Regions from separate parts of the Homo sapiens genome. Here region 1 is linked to region 2. Evidence: chromatin loops called from intact Hi-C (ENCODE). Cell type or tissue: transverse colon. All regions are shown on one strand. Each heading gives the region's core, and the rest is flanking DNA. Links, peaks and the distances in the headings are about the cores only. Region 1 has its middle 28 kb from the start of LINC01331. Region 2 holds the start of LOC124901005 (a long non-coding RNA gene).

Region 1 (10,773 bases), core at 1,455-9,454, 61 kb before region 2:
CTATAAGTCATTGAGGTAAGAAATAAGTGACATTTTCATTCCTTCCATTCCTCATGTCTTAGGGATATAAGATGCAAGGAATGAGATCTTGACTTGTAAATCATGGTGACCAGCTGTTAAATCTAAGACAAGGCACTAGGTTAGCCTGTGTGTTCAGCTTGGTTCTAGTTTTCTCTCACCCCACTCTCTCTCACCTCCCAGACTTCTCAAGCCCTGTAGGCTTGTTATACACCTTCATTTATCTTGGTAAGGAAGACATAATGGAAAATTGTTAAGGCTTGAAGGAATTACAAGAAAACGGTCATCTGAAAGATTAAACATAGTCATGCCTTCTTTTTTGAACTTGTGATAAAACTTGTGACAAATGAGGGTGGGGCGAGGGGGAAGGAATTGAATTAAACCAGAAAGTTTTTCTCATACTGAAAAAAATATGTTTTTTGTTTTTCAATTTTTTGACTTTTTTTTGGTGAATGTGATTCAACATTGGCATCTGCTTGAAAGATGTTTAATAACCTGAAGGTACAACTAAGAAGATAAATTCCAGGCTGTTTATGTTCCTTGCACCTAAATGAAGTCAGGTTGTATAGGTTTACCTAGAGTACAAAGGAAAATCAGCACAAATGCGGCCTTGAGTCTTATTTAGAGTAGTGTTTGTATGTGTACATGTGTATATATGTGTGCACAAAGGTGTGTGAGAGTGTGTATGTGGAGGGGCACATGCATGTGAGTGTGTATTTGTATATCTGTTTGTATTGTGAATGTGTGTGCATGTATGTGTGTGCACATGTGAGTGTGTGTGCATGTGTACATATGTGTGTATGTGTGTTGGAGGGGTGTCATGGGAATGTAAGGAGAGGAGTAAGAGGTTGTGTCACTCTGACCAGAGCCCTGGCCTTTTCCAATAATGTGCAGCTGGAGCCCTTCTGCTCGGAGTTCAAGGCTCCCATGTAGACCTGGAGCGTGTGCCCCCAGGGGCTGCCAGCGTGGGTCTCTGCTCCACTCAGTCTTGGGCACAGTCAAGCACAGAATCCAGGAGGGGCTGGGGCTGGGAGGAGGAGTAATTATCTCTTTCTGCCGTGTTGAAGGGCACGCTGCTATTCCATCTCCCCAAGGGCATAAGAAGGGTCTGGCTGACTCCATCTTTTTGCAGAAGGAAAAAAAATGTTATTTTAGTCAAGAAACTGACACTTTGATTTGCATTGGTTCTGGCAGGAAACTGGCAGGAAAGTAAGTTTTTACAAATGAGCAGTGGATGCTGTGGCCCTTAAAATGGCCTACAGCTGTCAGTCATTCACAGCCCCCACATCTAAATGTGGCATCCCCATGAGCAGAAATTTTATTTTTATATGTGATTACTCAGGTTCTCTGAGAATAGTAAGAGATCAAAGGGAGTCAAAGTAGTGGGTAGAAAGAAATGGAAGTCAATTGAAGTACACATGAAACTGAAGCACAAGCTGGTAAATGAATGCAGAGTCACTCTCCAAGTCCAGTCTATAGAATGAGAGTGGCCAACAGCTCCCAGGGAAAGAGAGCAGCCCCCAGGCCCATAGACAGCAGGTTCTCTTCAAGACCAGGAAGACTCTGGCTACCAGTCGTCTTATGTCTCAGGTCAAGGAGAAAAGTGTGTTCCTCTACACCCCTTTCCTCCTTCTCTCCTTGCTCTGAATGCTCTCTATGTCATATTCACCAAAATCACAGGAGATTGGCCAGCAATCCAAAATTCTAGTGTATTACTTTAGGAATAAACATAATGGCCATTTGACCAGACTTCTCATGTTAACCTCATAGAGCCTTCTGTTCCCAGCAGGAAAATCAAAATAATAGCAGGAGGCCAGGCATGGTGGTTCACGCCTGTAATCCCAGCAATTTGGGAGATCAAGACGGGCAGATCACTTGAGACCAGGAGTTCAAGACCAGCCTGGCCAACATGGCAAAACCACATTTCTACTAAAAATACAAAAATTAACCATGTGTGGTGGCATGCACCTGTAAACCCAGCTACTTGGGAGCCTGAGGCACGAGAATCCTTGAACCCAGGAGATGGAGGTTGCAGTGAGCCAAGATCATTGAGATCGTGCCACTACATTACAGCCTGGGCAACAGAGTGAGACTCTGTCTCAAAAACAACAACAACAATAATAATAATAATAATAATAATAGCAGAAGCTTGCTTGATGAATAAAGTTGTTGCTAAGAGGGTTGGACTTGAGGAATATTTTTATTAAGGTATTACAGCTTGGGAAATCATCTTTCTCCTCTAAAGGAATTCATCTGCTACTTGACCAGAGCTGGTTTGTCCTTCCCTTGAGTTTACAGCCTGGAGAACTTTAGGTACACCCCAGATCATCCTGCTGAGAAAGAAGTCAGGAATTTGAGGTACACGAACAATCTATGTAGAAAAAACTTTCGGCCAGGTTCAGTGGCTCACACCTATAATCCCAGCATTTTGGGAGGACGAGGCAGATGGATCACTTGAGGTCAGGAGTTCAAGACCAGCCTGGCCAACATGGTGAAACTCTGTCTCTACTAAAAATACAAAAATTAGGCAGGCATGGTGCCGGGTGCCTGTAATCCCAGCTACTCAGGAGGTTGAGGCAGGGGAATCACTTGAACCTGGAAGAAGGAGGTTGCAGTGAGCCGAGATTGCGCCATTGCACTCCAGCCTGAGTGACAAGAGCAAAACTCCATCTCAAAAAAAGAGAAAAGAAAAACTTTCTCTCTCAGAACACCAAATAAGAATAGACAATTCTCAAAAGAAGACACAAATGACCAACAAACATATGAAAAAATGCGCAACACTAATGATCAGAGAAATGCAAATCAAAACCACCATATGATATCACCTCACTCCTTCAAGAATGGCCATAATCAAAAAATCAAAAAATAAGAGATGTTTTGCGGGCATGTGGTAAAAAGGGAACACTTTTACACTGCTGTGGGAATGTAAATTAGTGCAACCGCTAGGGAAAACAGTGTGGAGATTCCTTAAAGAACTAAAAGTAGAGCTACCACTACTGGGTGTCTACCCAAAGGAAAAGAAATCACTATACAAAAAACATACTTGCACACGCATTTTTATAGCAGCACAATTTGCAATTGCAAAAATTTGGAACCAGCCCAAATGGCCATCAATCAAGTGGATAGAAAAATTGTGGTATATACAAACCACGGAATGCTCCTGAGCCATGAAAAGGAACGAAATAATGGCATTCACAGTGACCTGGATGCAATAGGAGACCATTATTCTAAGTGAAGTAACTCAGGAATGGAAAACCAGACATCATATGTCTTCACTCATAAGTGGGAGCTAAAAGCTATGACGATGCAAAGGCATAAGCATGATACAATAGACTCCGGGGACTCAGGGGAAAGGGTGGGACAAGGGGGAGGGATAAAAGACTGCAAATTGGGAACAGTATATACTGCTTTGGTGATGGGTGCACCAAAATCTCAGAAATCACCACTAAAGAACTTACTTATGTAACCAAACACCATCTATTCTCCAAAAACCTATGGAAATAAAAAATTAAAATTATAAAATTTAAAAAGAACACCGTGAGGCAAGAGTGTAGAGAATTATAATCACAGTAATGGTTAAGAGCTTATGCTCTGGATACAAAGCCTGACTCCACCACTCACCAGCCATGTGACCTTGATCTGGTTCTGCATCCTCTCTGAGCACAAGTTTCTTTGCCTATAAAATGTGATAATAAGGTTGCTGGGAGGATTAAATGAGCTATGAAGCAATAATACACAGTGCCTGGTTCATGGTATATGTTCAATGCATGTGAGCTAGTATAATAATAATAACAATTATTATTATTATTATTATTATTATTATTATTATTATTATTATTATTATTATTATTTTGAGACGGAGTCTCACTCTTGTTGCCCAGGCTGGAGTGCAATGGCACGATCTTAGCTCACTGCAATCTTCGCCTTCCGAGTTCAAGCGATTCTCCTGCCTCAGCCTCCCGAGTAGCTGGGATTACAGGCATGTGCCATCATCCCCAGCTAATTTTGTATTTTTTGTAGAGACAGGGTTTTACCATGTTGGTCAAGCCAGTCTCGAACTCCTGACCTCAGGTGATATGCCTGCCTCAGCCTCCCAAAGTGCTGGGATTACAGGTATGAGCCACCATGCCCAACCACAATTATATATATCATCAGTTGTCTTGATTTTACCATTTTTACCTTATACACTCTCAACCTTGCTTTCGATTTATCTATTATGCAAATAGATAACTGCATAATTATAATTAAAAATAGATAATTGCATATTATCTTGCTTTGGATTTATCTATTATGCTTTCTACTTAGAAATATGGGTTCCACTGACCCACTATATTGCCAGAAATGTTCTTATCAAAGATGAACGTAATTTAAATATTCCACTGGAAAGGAGAGAAAGGACTCACCTTAACATTGCATTCCTTTTTTCTCAAAGAGAAAGTCTGTGGCCACAGTGCCCACTTGGCTGGCACCAGGAGACTTAGGTGCCTCACTCTGGGGCACGGAGGCCACAAAACCATACAAGGGGCATGGAGACCACAAAACACTGTCCTCTGAGTAGGGCCTTCATTCTACCCAGAAGCTAGGCCTTTCATCACCCAGGCCCCATTAGCTTCTGAAAAGATTATATACATGATCTACCTCCCCCATTGCCTTGTCCTCAGCCACCTCTGCCAACTCATAATGGGGAGAACAAAACATTCTCTGGCTTTCTCCAAGTCCAGGGTAATTTTATGCAAAGCAGCTTTCTTTCCAAAGGACTATTCATTTGGGTGTCTCTGTGCATTGTTTGGTGTCCAAGGCCTTGTAACCTATGTGCTCCTGGGATAGAATTATTTTGAGTAATAGCGTATTCTTCAACTACAGATGAGGACAGGTATAGCTTCTAAAGGGGACTTAGGAGGAAAAGACTATGAAAATAGAAATAGAAACCAAAATATCTTTTATCACAAACAAAATAGATACACCATAACCCACATGTAACTTACTACTACCTTTCCCTTGGTTCTAGAAAATAAAAATCTTCATACCCTTCTACCCAAAAATTCCACTTATAAATTTGGCCTGTGTAAGTATATTCATTGTAGTATTGTTTCTAATGATAAACAAAATTGGAAGAAGTCTATGAAACCATAATAAATTATACTCCTATATTTTAGAATACCAAGTAGTAGTTTTAAAAAATGATACAGATCCTCAGGTAGAAACTTGGAAAGATCTCTAAGACATATTCAGGGAATAAAGAGCAAGTTGAAAAGCAAATATAACCCCATGTATGCCAAAATATATACACACATACCAAAACAAAAACAAAATATACTTTTTTATATGCACATATACACATATAAATGTAAATGCATAGAGAAAAGAAAGGAGACTGGGCACGGTGGCTTATGCCTATAATCCCAGCACTTTGGGAGGCCAAGGCAGGTGAATCACCTGAGGTCAGGAGTTCGAGACCAGCCTGGCCAATATGGTGAAATCCCGTCTCTACTAAAAATACAAAAATCAGCTGGGCATGGTGGTGGGTGCCTGTAATCTCAGCTACTCTGGAGGCTGAGGCAGGAGAATTGCTTGAACCTGGGAGGTGGAGGTTGCAGTGAGCCGAGATCGCCCCATTGCACTTCAGCCTGGGCGACTGAGTGAGACTCTGTCTCAAAAAAAAAAAAAAAAGGGGGAAAGTGGGTCTGAGTCACTGGAGAAAGGAGAATGGGACAATTTGGCAAGAGAGCTTTGATTTTCAGTGTTGTTTTAATATTTTACAAAAAAATGTGTGGATTATTGACATATTTAAATATAGATTTATTTGTAAAGAGTTCTTAAGAAATTTAATGAAATAGTATAACCTAAATTAGATGAAAATACTATATCTAACTGCAATGTCATTTTACAGCAGGAGAATCCTTTTGGCATTTACCAGTCATTTCAACAACGGAAGCAACCATTTTGTTTGGCATAGAAGAAAAGCCTGAGGCAAAGATTTAAGGGAATCAGAGGACTACATATTTTAATGAAATGAGGTTTAACAGTCTGGTCAAATTAACAATAACCCCTCACTTGTTGAGAGCCACAAATCATTTACTAAATATGAACCTACCTACCATGCAGGCAAAAATTAACTTGCCAAGCCCAGCAGTGATTCAGCCAAAATCACTGCTCTCCTGCTAATAATGCCTTTACTAAATAATTTTCTGGTTCTCTTATGTTTATAAAGTGGAAGCAAAGAACTGAAGTCACATCTCACACAGCAGGGTAGCCAACATGCATTAGGGAAGATGAACGATTTCCATAAGGTTTTCATAAACTCTAAACTCTTCATTCAGTATCCTGGTGTGGAATAAAATAAAAGTACGATGGATGCTATAAACACGGAGGTAACTGTTAAATTATAAAGTTTATATTCATCAGCTTATTTTTCAGCCATTCAGCTGTAAAATCTCATATTTTAAAAAATAACCCTTCTTGATAAATAAAATGATAAAGAGACATTCTGTATCAAGTTCACACTAAGGCCTGCAAAACACAAATTTAAGCTTTGCCACCCTCCTACCTTACGCCCTCCCTAAAATTGGCAGAGGGGTGAAGAAGTATTACTTATATGGTGAGTAGCCTACTTTTGAAACTCATTTCCCCAGGGCATTGTCAAGAAAAGTTTGAATAAATTCTAAGGACAAAATGAGCATAATATTACGTGGTTGCTACAACAGCCCTATGAAATAGGCACGCTGATAATGATGTTCCCATTGCCCAGTTGCAGAAATTATGAGAAAGTGAACTTAAAAGTCCAATATTGTACAGCTAAACCCTGACACAGCCAGGGCTAGAGTCCAGGTATTGGTTGACCCTCAACCAAGGTCTCCAGAATTGTTTAAGTAAAATATCAGTTTCCTAATTGGAAAAAGGATACTTAATTCGCTAAAAATGACATGACTGGTGATTTAATCAAGTCTTATAGAAAAGACCTCCTGCCTAGGGTGGGCCTTCAAGGTTCCTTAGAGAAGAGCAGATCCATACTTCCCCAGTTTGACTTCTACTCTTACTGTTTTGCAGGTCAGCCTTGTGCAGAAACTTCAAGTTGTATTCAAATATTTCTGGCAAGCCATTGTCATTGCCTGGAATGTTTCTATCCAAATCATGTCAAGTCAAAACGTGGGCACCAGAAGCACATTGGAAAACAGGTGCTATCTGCTTTCTTATTTTAAGACCCACGTGCTGCCCACAGGATCTCTGGATAAAAATTTCAATACATCTCAGAATAAGCAGCAACTTGTCTTGTTGATCCGTCTTTCAAGCTTTTCCACCAAGACGGCAATCTGCATCCTATTAGTAATGCTTCTCCAAGTCTCCCAGCGCCTAGAAATGAGAGCTTCATGACTTTGGAGAGGACTATAGCTATCTAGTGACATCACCCTTGATGCTATTCAGCAGCAGCTTTTCCTTCCCTGGAGAAGTGACTTGCACAAATGACTTGGGGCTGTTATTGCAGGATCAATGACCTGAATATATGGGTGTAAAACTCCCCTAGAGAATTGGATTCAAGAGACTTGGAGCTTCCCAAGAATCTGAAAGAAATGGCATTTAGGTTTTCATGGCCCACTAGAGCCGGTTAAAAGGTCAGAAATAAAAGGTTATTGACCTGAGAGATTTTCTTGAGAGGAGGAGGGCACCAGGACTGTGGCCCCTGGGTCCCTCCAACTCAAGGATCATAAAGGAGCCCACAGGTCACTGACTCCAGAGAAAATGAAAGTGGAGAAACAAATGGAAAAAATCTACTCTGCATTTTACTTGATTTTTACTTGTTACTAGATGAAGTTCTGCTTTCAGAAAGAATAGACCAGCCCTGAAATAAGCTGTATCAGTCTGTTTTGGGTTTATCATCTAAATTCATATTCTTTTAATAATTCCTGCACTGGGACTTCCTGGGGTCCACACAGTTGGGTTCCTGGTCTCCAATTAAGTGAAGAACTGTGTATCTGGCTGGTTCTCTATTATCTCCTAAAAATTACCCCATTGACTTGTAACTGGGAAACAGAGCAAACAAAATCCTTCTTAGCTTTGATCAAGACAAAATGCCAATCATCTGAAACTGCATTTGAAAGGGTGAATGTGCAATAGGAAGTGAACTAGTAAACTGGGCTATGAAACTGGAGAAAAAGAAAAAAGAGAAAGTTCACCGATCAAAAAACCATCACAGCAATTAAGACAAAACATCTCCAGCCATAACACTAGACACTCTTGTGGAAAGATTAGCCTGTAGAAAGTGCAGTTGTGTGTTTCCTTAGCATGTCTGAAAACACTCCATTTCAGAATAATCAGGAGCCTGTGAAAATGCCATTCTCCCTCACAATCCACAACAACCTGGAAATGCCCCGTTCCTGGCAATTTATTACAACCAGCCTGAGCCATTAACATGCAGCTTCATAGACTTCTTGGAGTTTGACACTGGTTGAGCTTGTTTTTCTGGTCCCCTGGAGCAAAAAACAAGCAATAGCCAATAGTAATTTTACATTTTAAAATGTCCTTTCCGCTCCTAAACTTCTCCCCACAACCACAGTGCAATACCTGAGCTCATATTTACAGGAGAAATAGGAAAGCAGATTTGACACAGCTCAGCAGCCAACACATCACAGTGAAACAATAAGGCCATTGGTCATGGAGAGTTGACCACCAATGACTGGACTGAGACCAGAGAACAACTTTGCACAGGCCTCGGAGCAGCCATTAAATGGAAATGACTTGGAGCTGAGTGAGGCCTGAATCAAGTGACTTATTAAGGCATTTTGGTCTGTCATCGATCTCAAACATTATGGTTTCCTATGCCTTTTGATGCTTTTTTTTTTCCAGCTTTTATTTTAGATCCAGTGGGTACATGTGCAGGGTTGCTATCTGGGTATGTTGTGTGATGCTGAGGTTTAGGATACAAGTGATCCCATCACCCAGGTACTGAGCATAGTACCCAGTAGTTTTCCAACCCTTTCTTCCCCACTCCCTCCCTGCTCTAGTGGTCTGCAGTGTCTGTTGTTCCCATCTTTATGTCCAGGAGTACCCAGTGCTTAGCTCCCGCTTATAAGTGAGAACGTGCAGTGTTTGTTTTTATGTTCCTGGGTTAATTCACTTAGTATAATAGCCTCCAGCTGCATCCATGTTGCTGCAAAGGAGTGAGTTTGTTCTTTTGTACAGCTGCATGCTATTCCATGGTATGTATATATATATATATATATATATATACTACATTTTCTTTATCCAACCTGCCACTGAATGTGTACCTACGTTAATTCAATGTCTTTGCTATTGTGAATAGTGCTGCGATGAACAAACAAGTGCACATGTCCTTTCTGCAGGACAATTTGTTTTCTTTTAGATATATACCCAGTAATGGGATTGCCGAGTCCAATGGTAGTTCTGTTTTAAGTTCCTTGGGAAATCTTCAAGCCACTTTGCATGGTGGATGAATCAATTTACATTCTCACAAATAGTGTGTGTAAGTGTTCCCTTTTCTCCACAGCCTCACCAACATCTGTTGTTTCTTGACGTTTTAATAATAGCCATTCCGACTGATGTAAGATGGTATCTTACTGTGGTTTTGATTTGCATTTCTCTGATGATTAGTGATATCGAGCATCGAGCATTTTTTAATATGTTTGTTAGCTGCTTGCATGTCTTCTTTTTAGAAGTATCTGTTCATGTCTTTTGCCCCTTTTTAATCGGGTCATTTATTTTTTGCTTGCTCAATTGTTTAAGCTCCATAAATATTAGGCCTTTGTTAGATGCATAGTTTGTAAATATTTTCTGCTATTCTGTATGTTGTCTGTTTACCTTGTTTGTTGTTTCTTTTGCTGTGCAGAAGTTCTTTAATTAGGTTCCATTTGTCAGTTTTTGGTTTGTTGCAATTGCTGTGCAGAACTTAATCATACATTCTTTCCATATCCAATATCCAGAGTGTTTCTAGGATTTCTTCTAGGATTCTTTTTTTTTTTTTTTTTTTTTTTTGAGACGGAGTCTCTCTCTGTTGCCCAGGCTGGAGTTCAGTGGCATGATCTCGGCTCACTGCAACCTCCGCCTCCCGGGTTCAAGTGATTCTCCTGCCTCAGCCTCCCAAGTAGCTGGGACTACAGGCGCCCGCCACCACGCCTGGGTAATTTTTGTATTTTTAGTGGAGGTGGGGTTTCACCACATTGGCCAGACTGGTCTCAAGCTCCTGACCCTGTGATCCTCCCACCTCAGCCTCCCAAAGCACTGGGATTACATGCATGAGCCACCGCGCCCGGCCTCTTGTAGGATTTTTATAGTTTGAGGTCTTCTATTTAAAACTTTAAAAAAAAATTTGTCTATTTTTATTTTTATTTTTTGTGGGTATGTAGTTACATTTAAATCTCTAATTCATCTTGAGTTAATTTTTTATATGGTGAAAGGTAGGAGTCTAGTTTCTTTCTTCTGCATACAGCTAGCCAGCTATCCCAGTACCATTTATTGAATAGGAAGTCCTTTCTCCATTGCTTATTTTTGTCAGCTTTGTGGACAGTTAGGTGGCTGTAAGTGTGCAGCTTTATTTCTGGGTTCACTATTCTGTTCCATTGGTCTGTGTGTCTGTGTTAGTACCAGTATTATTCTCTCTGGGTTGCGGTAGCCTTAGTATAGTTTGAAGTCAAGTAAGTGATGCCTCTGTCTTTATTCTTCTGCTTAAGATTGCTTTGGCTATTTGGACTCTTCTTTGGTTCCATATGAATTTTAGAATAGTTTTTTTCAATTCTGTGAAAA
Region 2 (10,773 bases), core at 1,537-9,536:
CTCTTTGAACATTTCCACATTTCTGTCAGTGATTATTACCCTTTTCATGGTTTTTTTTTCCCTGGAAATAAATGAATGAAGAAATAAATTTCTAGTCATATGGACATTTAACTTTCTGCCCCAAGGAAACACCTAAAAAGAAAAATAAAAATATACTGCAGTAATTAAATTTTGAACACTAAGTATTCTAAGAAGTAAAATATTACAGAAATAAAAATTTCTGATTCAGTATTTATACTGGGAGTGCAGATATCTATGGATAGGTATTTGCCAAAATACAGACTAGCATTAACTTATTAGTGAGTTTTGAGTTGGTTGCTGAGAATGTGGGACTCATATCCTCCTAGAAGTGATGTTATAATTGGTAGCTGGGTTCTGGGTCAGCCTTCAGGACTCCATTCTCTGAGTTTCCACTGGTGCTGGCCTGATTCTGGGTCCTGGAACAAGGAATGCAGGAATGAAAATGTTAGGGAACAAGGAATGCAGGAATGAAAATGTTAGAGACAGCAAAAAAAAACTGAATGGGCTTTTTCCCATGCTAACTCAGTCACTCAATACTTTCAACACGAGATGTGGAGTAGGGGTGGGGGTTCCCACACATCAATCAAGCAATTCTGCAGATTCTGCAGCAGACACCAGTGGGATGTCCATTAATACAATTCAATCTGACACAAGCTACATGGAGATAGTGAGACAGGTGAGTTGCCTGACCACTCCCCCTGCCCCCCAACTCCCCCCACCGCCCCCAGCAGGATGTGCGACAGGGGTATGGCTCATCTGTTCAGCAAGCCGCCAAGTGCTCAAATCCCTTAAAGGAGGGGTAGCATGCAGATGGGCAGGTGCAGCAGCTGGGGCAAGTGCTTTTGGGCTCCAGCCCCAAAGTAGCATCTGGAGGTGAGAGCCTGCAACTCCCAAAGCCCTAGTGGGCATGCTACAGTGCTCTTTTAGTTCTGCCATCCACAGACAGCTTAAGTGTTAACTAGCTCAGTGCCCTGTTGGTAGCTGGGATCTTGTCTGGTGTCCAGGAAGAATCCGGTCACACGGACAAATTGAAGGATGTTAAATGCGGGGGATTTTAGTGAGTGATGGAGTTGGCTCTCAGCGGGATGGATGGGGAGCTGGAAAGAGGATGGAGTAGGAAGATGATCTTCCCCTGGAATTTGGCCATCCTGTGGCTGATCTCCCCTCCAACTGTCCCCAGCCAATCTCCTGTCGACATTCAGGCGTTCCTTCTCTTCTCTCCTTCTCTGCCATGCCGCTCTTCTGCTCCTCTGCTCTTCTGTTCATCTGCTCATGTGTTTGTGGAGCCTGGAATTTGGAGTGTATATGGGTACAGGATAGAGGGGTGTGGCAGGCCAAAAGGCAACATTTCGGCGCAAAAAGAGGAATGCCTGCTTTCATTTAGGGCCACGGGTTTCCAGGCTTCAGGGTGGGGCCTTTGTCGGGGAACTGCCCTCTTCTACCCAGTATTTCTGTCTCCTGTCCATACCAATAGTGTCAGATCCCAAAGGCTGAGAGTGTGGTCCCACAAGACTGCCCTTGCTTCAGATGCCTGTCACCACTGTCCAACTGACTGGAAAACAGGGTTCCCACAGCTTCCTAATTGAGTTTGGTACTTTGTTACTTACAGCTGCCCACAGGACACAGAAACACTTTACTTATGTTTACTGGTTTATTATAAGTACAGTAGGAAGGATACAGATGAAGAGAAGCATAGGGTGAGATATATGGGAAGAGACAAGGAGCTTCCATCCCCTCCCTGGATGCATCACCCTCCAGAAACCTCCATGTGGTCAGCTATCCAGAAGCTCTCAAGCCCAGCCCTTTTTGGGTTTTTATGGAAGCTTCATTACATAAGCATGATTGATTACATCCTTAATCATTGGTGATCAACGTAACTTTCAGTCCTGGCATCCCACACAGTTGGAGGAGCTAAAAATCTCAGTCCTCTAATCATGCCTATGCAGCTCTCACCTTGAAGCTAACTAGGGCCCCCCCCCCGCCCCCCGCCCCCGGCCACCAGTCATCTTATTAGCATACAAAAGACACCCATCGCTCTGGCAATTCCAAGGATTTTAGGAGCTGTATGTAAGAAGGGGACCAAATGTATATTTGACAATATTGCAGAGAGAAAGACTTTTCTTTCTTTCCAGTACCTGATGTTCATTCAAGGTAACATTAAAAAAAATATACTCTATGCTTTATTAAACAATTTATCTGACAACCCTAAAAGACTCCTTTTGTTTCTAACGTTTTTGTAGGGTGTTTTGGGGAGAGGAGAGCATTATAGGCTTTAATTTTTAAGAGTAGCTTTAGGTTCACAGCAAAATTGAGCAAAAAGTGCAGAGTTCCCAAATACCTCGAAGCTCCAGACAGGCACAACCTCCCTCTCCTATCAACATCCCAGCCCAGAGTGGTACATTTGTTACAACCTGCATTTCTTAGGCTCCTACTGACACATCATTATCACCCAAAGTCTGCAATTTAATTAGGGTTCAGTCTTGGTGTTGCACATTCTATGGGTTTTGACAAATGTTTAATGGCAGGCATTACTCATTATAGTATCGTAAGAATAGTTTCACTGCCCTAAAAATCCTCTGTGCTCTGCCTATTCATTTCTTCCCCTCTCTAACCATAACACTTTGAAGTAAAAATTTGCCTTTCTCATTCTTCTCCCACACCTCCAAGCCTCCTAATTCCTGGGATTCCCCTAGGTCTGAGCCCCACTCCCAACCCCCCACCCACCCTTCAGATGGACCTGATTCATACGAATGTGTGAATGACTAACAGCCCTCAAAATGCAGTTTAGGTATTCCCGTTTTGAAAAAGGCTGCTGATTGGCCCCCCCCATCTCTTGAATAGGTGGACCCTCTGGAAGTACCAGAAAGGGCTGTGAAGAGGCCACCACTACCAGAAACATTCCGGCAAGGTTGTCTTCTGCTTTTCCTTTCTCCTTTCCTTCTCTGTAGGGGTGGGTTGCCCTTCCCCACACTTCTCCTCAGAGTATAGAAATTATTTCAAAATTACAAAATTTGTTCTCTGCAAATGGTTCTTCTGGCAGCAATGCCTTGGCCAGAATGTATGTGGGTGGGTGAGTGGGGCAGGTGTATTTGCAATTTAGAGTTTTCATATGTGTTCTTTAGAGCCTCAGAGAGACAGAGAGAGAGAGAGAGATTTTAGTTCCCACTTTGCAGGTGCCTAGTTTGTGTCTACCAAAGGGCTGATTTCATCTTCTTTGTGGATACAATATTAGCATATCTCATGGACAAAAAAATCCTCACAGCCTTTCTAGAATATCCAATAAACACTCTCCACGTTATCTAAAAAGCGGGTGTAAAATAACTTTTCATAACAAAACAAATCATCTGATAACACAAGAAAAAGGTTAGTGAGAGTCTTTGCTGAAATTCCAACTGCCTTTTCTTGCTGCAGTCCCCCATCTTTGCAGAGATAAAGATTATGGTTGCCAAGGAAACAGGACCAGAGAGAGAAAGACAGAAACTTTGTCTCATTTGGTTTCCCCAGGACTCACAAAGCGAGCTGGGCTGTAAGCAGAGCTGGACAAGATTATGGTAGATTTATAATTTACTTAGTCAAATTGCTTTTAATTCATCGTCATGCCTCAATATACATTTTTTTCCCTCTGAAAGTTAGGTCTTGCACCTAGTTGTCCAATGTCTGACATATAACAGAGCTTTAAAATTCATTGTCTACGATTAAATTCAAATGCAGGACAGATGGCTTAGTCTGAGTATGTGTCAGACAGGCAAAGCACTTAAGATTTGTGACAGGCAAGACCAGGAATTAACTGCTAAGTTTTTGCTTTTATTCATACATTCATGTGCACCATGAATATGGCTGTAAAACTTATTTAAGTGTTCTCACTTTATTCAAAATATTCCCAAACAAAGCAACTGTTCTCCTTTTGCAAACCAGACTCCCTAATCTCAACCCCATTAACTCAAAATCCATTTTTCTCGTGCTATATGCACTGTGTACATTTTATTTACTCAGACAGTCAGGAGGATAACAGCAACCTTCTGAAAACCCAGCTTGCCTAGAACCCACAATGTTGGTCCCCACTTCATTTTTGTGAACCTTTTTATTGAAACATTTAATTATTTTATCGAGCAAACATTTGTCTGTGGAAATAAACAATGACCAGCCAAATGTGAACAAGCAAAGGCTATTTATTCAGAGCTTGCTATATAGCAAGAGAGTCAGCCACCGTCACTTGCATTTTGGCAGAGACTCAAAGGAAGACAAAGAAAAGGGAAAGTTTCATTGTGGGGAAAAAAGGGATGTCTTCAGGTTTGATTGGAGGCCGTTGGCATGGGGAAGCTGCAAGTGGGCCAACCAGAAGTGGGCATCCTGTGGTGTCTGAGTAGGGGTGCATATTTGGCTTTCTCTGGCTGGTCCTTAGTTAGAAGCAAGGACAAAAATCAGGGAAGTAGTCAGTTATTGGTCAAGTCCTGGCCATTTGGGGCTGACTGTGAATAATATAGGCATTATGATCTGGCTTTCTAAACCAGTTGCCAGAGATAGTGGTCTAACTTCCTACAGGTCTGACTTACGGAGAGCAGGCTGGCTTCCTGGGCTGATCACCATAGACAATGTGTTGGTTTCCTGGGCTGGTTGCTGCAGATTGTGGGTCAGAGTTCCATTTTCATACACGGTCTGGCCATTATCCATGGGTATATTCAATCATTTAGTCAATAAACATTTTACAAACAGAATAGCACAAAAAGCATCCGTGTACAGCTCAATGAATGATCAAGTGTAACAACCACCCAGGAGCCCCCGTTCATTTTTAAATTCTCTACAACTTATCTTCTGAAACTGGCTGTCAAGGAACATTTTGAGTCTCAATCAACTCTTTCCACTGGCTTCTTCAGTCCTCATGTCCAGGGCAAGGCTCACCAGCGGCAGGTCTCCTCGGACCACCTTACAGAGTCATGTGTTCCAGGCACGATGGAATGCAGGGCAGCCCTGGGTTTCTCACAGTCAGGCTCAGCCCTGTGAATCACCTTCCTCTACATTCCTGGACCTGGAGGAGCAGGTCAGAGTGTGTCTTGAAATCCACCTCCACCACTCCCTTGGGCAAGTTACATAATCTCTCAAGACCTGTTTCTTCATCTCCAAAATGAGAGTAATAATAGCACCTGCTCTCACAGGGTTGCCGGGGGGATGAGCAAGGTGAGAGGCTTGCAAACCCTTAACTCAGTCCCTGGCATAGAATAAGCACTCAGATTTTTATGTATGTATCTCTCCCCATAATGTTTCAAAATGGCAACTAAAAATTACTGAGGACCTACTATGTGCCAGGCACTGAGCCTGGTATTTACTCTTAAATTTCTTATATTATTAAATTTTTCTATTAGAAAGAATGTTAGTCATGCTTATTTTACAGATCGAGTATCTATGGCTCAGAGACGTTTAGAAATCTCGCTATATTTACCTCAATTTGTCATGAGGATTAAATGAGATGACTGTAAAGCAGGTCCTTAGCACAATCTCAGCTCATCACTTAATGAATGGGGCTATAGTTTACAATGACTCTTTGATGATTCCCTGTAGTACAGGGGTCCTTAGCCCCTGGGCCATGGCCCAGTGCCCGTGGTCTGTTAGGAAGTGGGCGGCACAGCAGGAGGTGAGCCTTTGGCTAGTGAGCATTACTGCCTGAGCTCCGCCTCCTGTCAGATCAGCGGAGCCGGGGAAGAGGGGGCAGTAGATTCTCATAGGAGCTGGAACCCTATTGTGAACAGCAGATGTGAGGGATCTAGATTTTGTACTCCTTATGAAAATCTAGTGTAGGAATGTCCAATCTTTTGGTTTCCCTGGGCCACATTAGAAGAAGAATTGTCTTGGGCCACACATAAAAGACACTAATAATAGCTAATGAGCTAAAAAAAATCACAAATAATTTAAGGTTATGAATTTGTGTTGGGCTGCATTCAAAGTCATCCTGGGCCACAGGTTGGACAAGATTGATCTGATGCCTGATGATCTGAGGTGAAACAGTTTTATCCCAAAAACATCCCTGCCGCCTCCAGGCCCAGTCCCCATCCATGGAAAAGCTGTCTTCCACAACACCAGTTCCTGGTGCCAAAAAGGCTGGGAACCATTGCTGTAGTAGATAAGCCTACCAACTGCAGAGAATAATCTGTGTATTTCCCCCTCCAACGTCTGCTCTCCCTTTGTTCCTTACTAATTAAATCACATTGCTGTGGGGTGGCAGTGTGCCAGATAAAAGTTCTGCCCTCCCCAAGCTCTCTTATATCTTGGGAAGTTCACATGTCCCAGTTCTGGCTACTGAGAGGTAAGTGTAAGTCTCCCGGTGAGCCTTTTGGGTAAACTATTACTATTCAAAGTAAAAGGGAGAATGTCCTCTGGCCTGAGCCCTTTCCCCTTTGTCTGCCCCACTTTTGCTGCCTGGAAAGCAGATGAGATGCCATGAGATGCAGCTGCCATCCTGCAAGCATGAGGCCTGATGGCCTCATGGGGGTGCTGTCCCGGCCCTGGACTGCCGACCTCCAACCCGTTTGCCTACTGTGGCCAGATTTTTATTACCATAGCTACTGTTTGGTGTGATCTATCTAAATGAAATGAAATTTCCAAATGAATGAAAATTAAGAATTTGAAGTATCTTTTTAATCTGTCTACATGTTCCGACTGAGATGATAAAGAGAAACAACTCCAGAGAATGAAAGATCTGTTCACAATCATGTCTACAGGAACCATTCTCAACCCCTCTAGGGATTAACATCAAGACTTTTTCCTGAGTCTAAATCCCATCCGTCAACTCCTAACTAACCCGCCGTTCTTCCCTGTCATTTGGTGTCATCCATATGGTGTCATCAACAGGGTTTCCACGGGTCTTCAACATCATGCACTTGGAATCTGAAGGCTGACACTGGTCCCCAAAGGCTTGGCTCTAGACCAGCCTCACACAGCACAGAACCGAATGATCCTCCTGTCAAACCCAAGGCATCTGCTCTGGCATCTTGGTCAAAGTCCAAAGGCTGTAATTGCATTATGCCTACTTGTGAGCTCTCCTAGAGTTCCCAATTAGGTAATATTTATTTTCTACCCAGAAAAGGTTATGCCCAACCTTGCTCTGCACACTGAAACAATAAGGGTTCCAACCCAAGTGATAAAGGAGCATCTCAGTGTGACATGAAGCCATCATGAGGTAGGGGCAGGAGGCTTCAACTGGCCTTATGCAGAGCCAGCTAGGACAGCCATCAGCTTGGAACAAACTAAGTATCCCTGAGGGGTTAAACTTGTGCTTTTCTGTGGCAGTACAGAAATAATATGCATATATTTCCACTTTAAATGATTTCTAAAGCAGATGTCAGCAGATGAAAAGAGGATTGAACTCCAGCTCCTTCTCTAACAGCTTTCTGTCAAAATATAACCCACGTGAGGATTTCAAAAAACTAAATTCATTCCAATATAAAGTATGCTGTCTTAATATCGCATGGTGTGTGACTTGTTATATTCCCAGCTATGAATAACCCATAAATGAGGAATTTTGTCTTGCTTAAAGAGATACTCTAATGGTCAGGAAGTTTTATTTAATATGCAAAATTACCTTTGTAAATATCACTAAATGGTGAAATAAAACACGTTCGGAATATCTGAAATGATCCTTCTTTGGATAAACGAGAAAAGGCACACGTTTACAATGCCTCAAATTGTGTCTTATTCAAATGAAGACCCACACACATAATGAAGAGAAAATCTCTAATAATTTATTGACCTTCAGTTTCACATTGTGAAAAAAAAAAAAATAACAGTTTTACAAAACCTCAAAATGTAGTCATAGCAAACAAGTACATATGAACATGAACATTTTCCTTCAACTTATACAGAGTTTTGTACGTGAACCACATGGTCAATAGCCAAGAGAGGGACATTATGCAGCTCTAATCACTCTTATTCAAGACAGGTGTCAAGCCCAAAGAAAAGGGGCTACACAATTATACCAGAAGTGGAGGGCTGCCCTTTGTTATGTGTTTCTACAGCAACCAGCCCACAAAATAAGAAGAACCTTCTCTGTCTTATGCCAAGGTTTTTGTGTGTACTGTGCTGTGAATTGTATTTGCTTCAAAGTGTGGGACGTTTCACAGGGTGAGAATGGTCAAGTAGTGAGACCAAATGCCTATATCGATTCAAAGAGTGGGAGTCCAGAAAGTTCCCTACAGGCTGGGGGCCCAACCCTTACCACAGCTCCCTCTGGCTCACACACAGTAATTAATAGAGGATTCAAGAACAGACCCCAACTTTGAAACAGCTGCAGAAAATTCATCCTGCTTTCAGAAGCCATGCAGTGACACATACATCTCTCTTGGCAGATTTGCATCATAAACTACAGAGCTGTAACTGCTACAATATAAACGACACTGACTATGCCCACTGGGGGACAATTAGACATTTGCATTGCTTAGAACACATCTAGGAACCAGGGACTGACTGCTGGAAAGTACTGTGATTCTTTTCTTCCAACAGCTCATTTATTTAGGCCCAACTACAGCCCACTCATTCATGGCATGGACGGACAAACACAATTAGTCTAAAGTACTAAGGTGGAGAGAAATGTTAAGGATTTATCTGTCATTAGACAATGCAAACACAGTCACAATGTAAAAGGTTGTTATCAGTCTTAACCCCTATTTTCTAAAATACAGCAATGTGAGAAACATGGACGAAAGCAGTTCGAGTTGCAAACTTTGGTCTTCCCCTGCACCTCAGGGGAAGCACCTATCTGAGACTAGCACTAATACCTACGACGGCACATGCTTAGTAAACAAGCACTCCAACTAGCAAAGAATGTATTCACAACTGATTTCCAACTCTACCGGAAAACTTCTCAATAGGGGCCACTGCCTACAATTCTTTGGTGTTTTGTGGCCAAATGTGTTACTTGTGCACCAAAGAGTTTTTTAAAAAGAGATTTGCCTACGGGTGAGCACTGAAGTATACATTGTGCCAATGTAATTATTGTCTTGGAGACCTTCTAGAACTTGCTAAATCATATAGCAAGAAGAGAATGAGTTCAGGCCCAGTAAATCTGGTGAGTTAATTTACATCTGTGATACTGCCGTTTTTCCCATTAAATGTGGTTATGGCAAAGCATTCTTAGGGTAATAAATAAATAAATAAACTTTGGACAATGCCTTTACTTGTGCCCTATATACAGAACTATTCCATAGAATTTTCCAGGATTTCAAGATACTACACAAAGAAAAAAACTGTAAAGCAATTTGGTCCTTTCCAAATTTCAGCAGCTGAGACTGAATTAAGTAAATCAGATGGGAGTGGGGAGAAGGGCAGAAAGCAGCCTCCCCTTACCCTATCAGCACAACCAAACCCCATGAAATCCCATTAAAAGTTGGTGAGTCTGAGAAAAGCGATCTCCACGGTTTCTCTACCTCTAGGATGTCATTTAAATTTCCATTTTGTCATCCTTCCCTGTCTTGACATTTTAAAAATCCACCCCTCCCCAACCCACCCTCCAGTTATGCTCCAAATTGTAACTCAAAAATTTTCATGTTTGTGCAGCAAAGCACATCTCAACAGCCACAAAATGTGCAAAACGTACAACCATTCACACACGTCCATACATGTGAAGACAGCTGTAGGCATTGTTTCAGCATGCAGGCATCGAACAATAAATAGCTAAATCTATAACAAACTTCTTAACAGCCAAGGGAAAGTTTAAAGTCACTTATAAATAGAAAAGAACATCTACCAAATGGCTACCAACAAAGTCCCCATTGTTCAGAAACGTTCCTGGGGAGCAGACCCCTTAGAGATTAACGGAGAGTCCAGTGGTCTTCATTCTTCAGCCAGCCCAGCCAGCTTCCCTCTCGGACCCACAGTTGGGCTTTGAATCTCCAGCAGCAGCTGGTGTGGAGGCTTCAAGCTCTGTCCTCAGAGAGAGGTGACAACCATTTCAAATTCTACACATAAATGGTGGGGCCCATGGAAATCAAATGCTGAATATGGTACAGCAAGGGAAAAGGTCCAGCTTTTCTCTCCCTTTGAGGGGCTGATTAACATTGACATTAATCCACAATTACAAGACAAGGACTAGATCACAGGTTTGTTCATTCATATTTAAACCATGTGCTACTTGCACCAAAAATCCCACCCCCCTCCCTCGCCCCTTTCCTTCATGTCCAGTTAGAGCATTTACAAGGTGCAGCAGATTTTATTCGAGTCTTGCAACTTCTTTTCCTTTTTTTCTCTTCATTAGACTTGGCCTCTCCGAAGTAGAAATCTCATATTATCTCATCGAGTGATGGAGTGAGCTGAAATAGAAGGAAAAGGAAAAAAAACAAAACAAAAAAGCATGAAGGATTTGTGTGATGCCATAGTTTTTAAATTTTTCTTATTAGCCACAAAATTTTTTTTTAAATTAAACTTGGTATGGAGCTGGACAATATTGCTTCCAAAGGTCTTACATGTTCAGTAGGAACTGTGCAAAGATATTTAAAGTACTTGCCTTAAATGCACACACGTGTGCACGTACACATCCATGCAGATGGCTGGCCTGACAAAAACAGTGGTGTCTAAAGAAGGACCTTCACTTCTTTCCTAAGCATACACACTTTCAAATCCAAACCTATATGTCTAGATGCTATTAGGAGTTGCCATCTTCTGCTTCCAACATTCATAAAATTTCTTTCTGTGGTTAAACAGAGCGACTGTAAAGTGATCACTAAGGGGTGAAAAGAAGGGAGATTCCTGTGCAAACCCTCCTTGGCC

Evidence for each region. Hi-C counts contacts between places; a loop is a spot of excess contacts. Peaks named below come from ENCODE experiments on the same cell type or tissue, not always from the same donor. Only the 100,000 strongest peaks of a DNase experiment are listed, where the experiment ranks them.
Region 1: it touches region 2 in a loop (2.5-fold over the local background); 17 of 110 quality-filtered maps call a loop at or near these places.

What each region holds. Positions count from the first base shown.
Region 1 is chr5:74,559,104-74,569,876 of GRCh38, forward strand. No RefSeq gene overlaps it. Among named protein-coding and RNA genes, the nearest start is that of LINC01331, 28 kb to the left of the region's middle. In transverse colon, for the core only: no CTCF peak of the experiment used is centred there; no DNase peak of the experiment used is centred there.
Region 2 is chr5:74,619,677-74,630,449 of GRCh38, forward strand. It overlaps ENC1 (ectodermal-neural cortex 1), which reads right to left. Exons shown (of 3, transcript NM_003633.4): 3 at 7,733-10,316. It overlaps LOC124901005 (a long non-coding RNA gene), which reads right to left and starts at 5,232. Exons shown (of 2, transcript XR_007058822.1): 1 at 4,575-5,232; 2 at 4,173-4,418. RefSeq lists enhancers at 5,206-5,707, 5,708-6,207. In transverse colon, for the core only: no CTCF peak of the experiment used is centred there; DNase peaks (open chromatin) are centred at 6,239 and 6,974.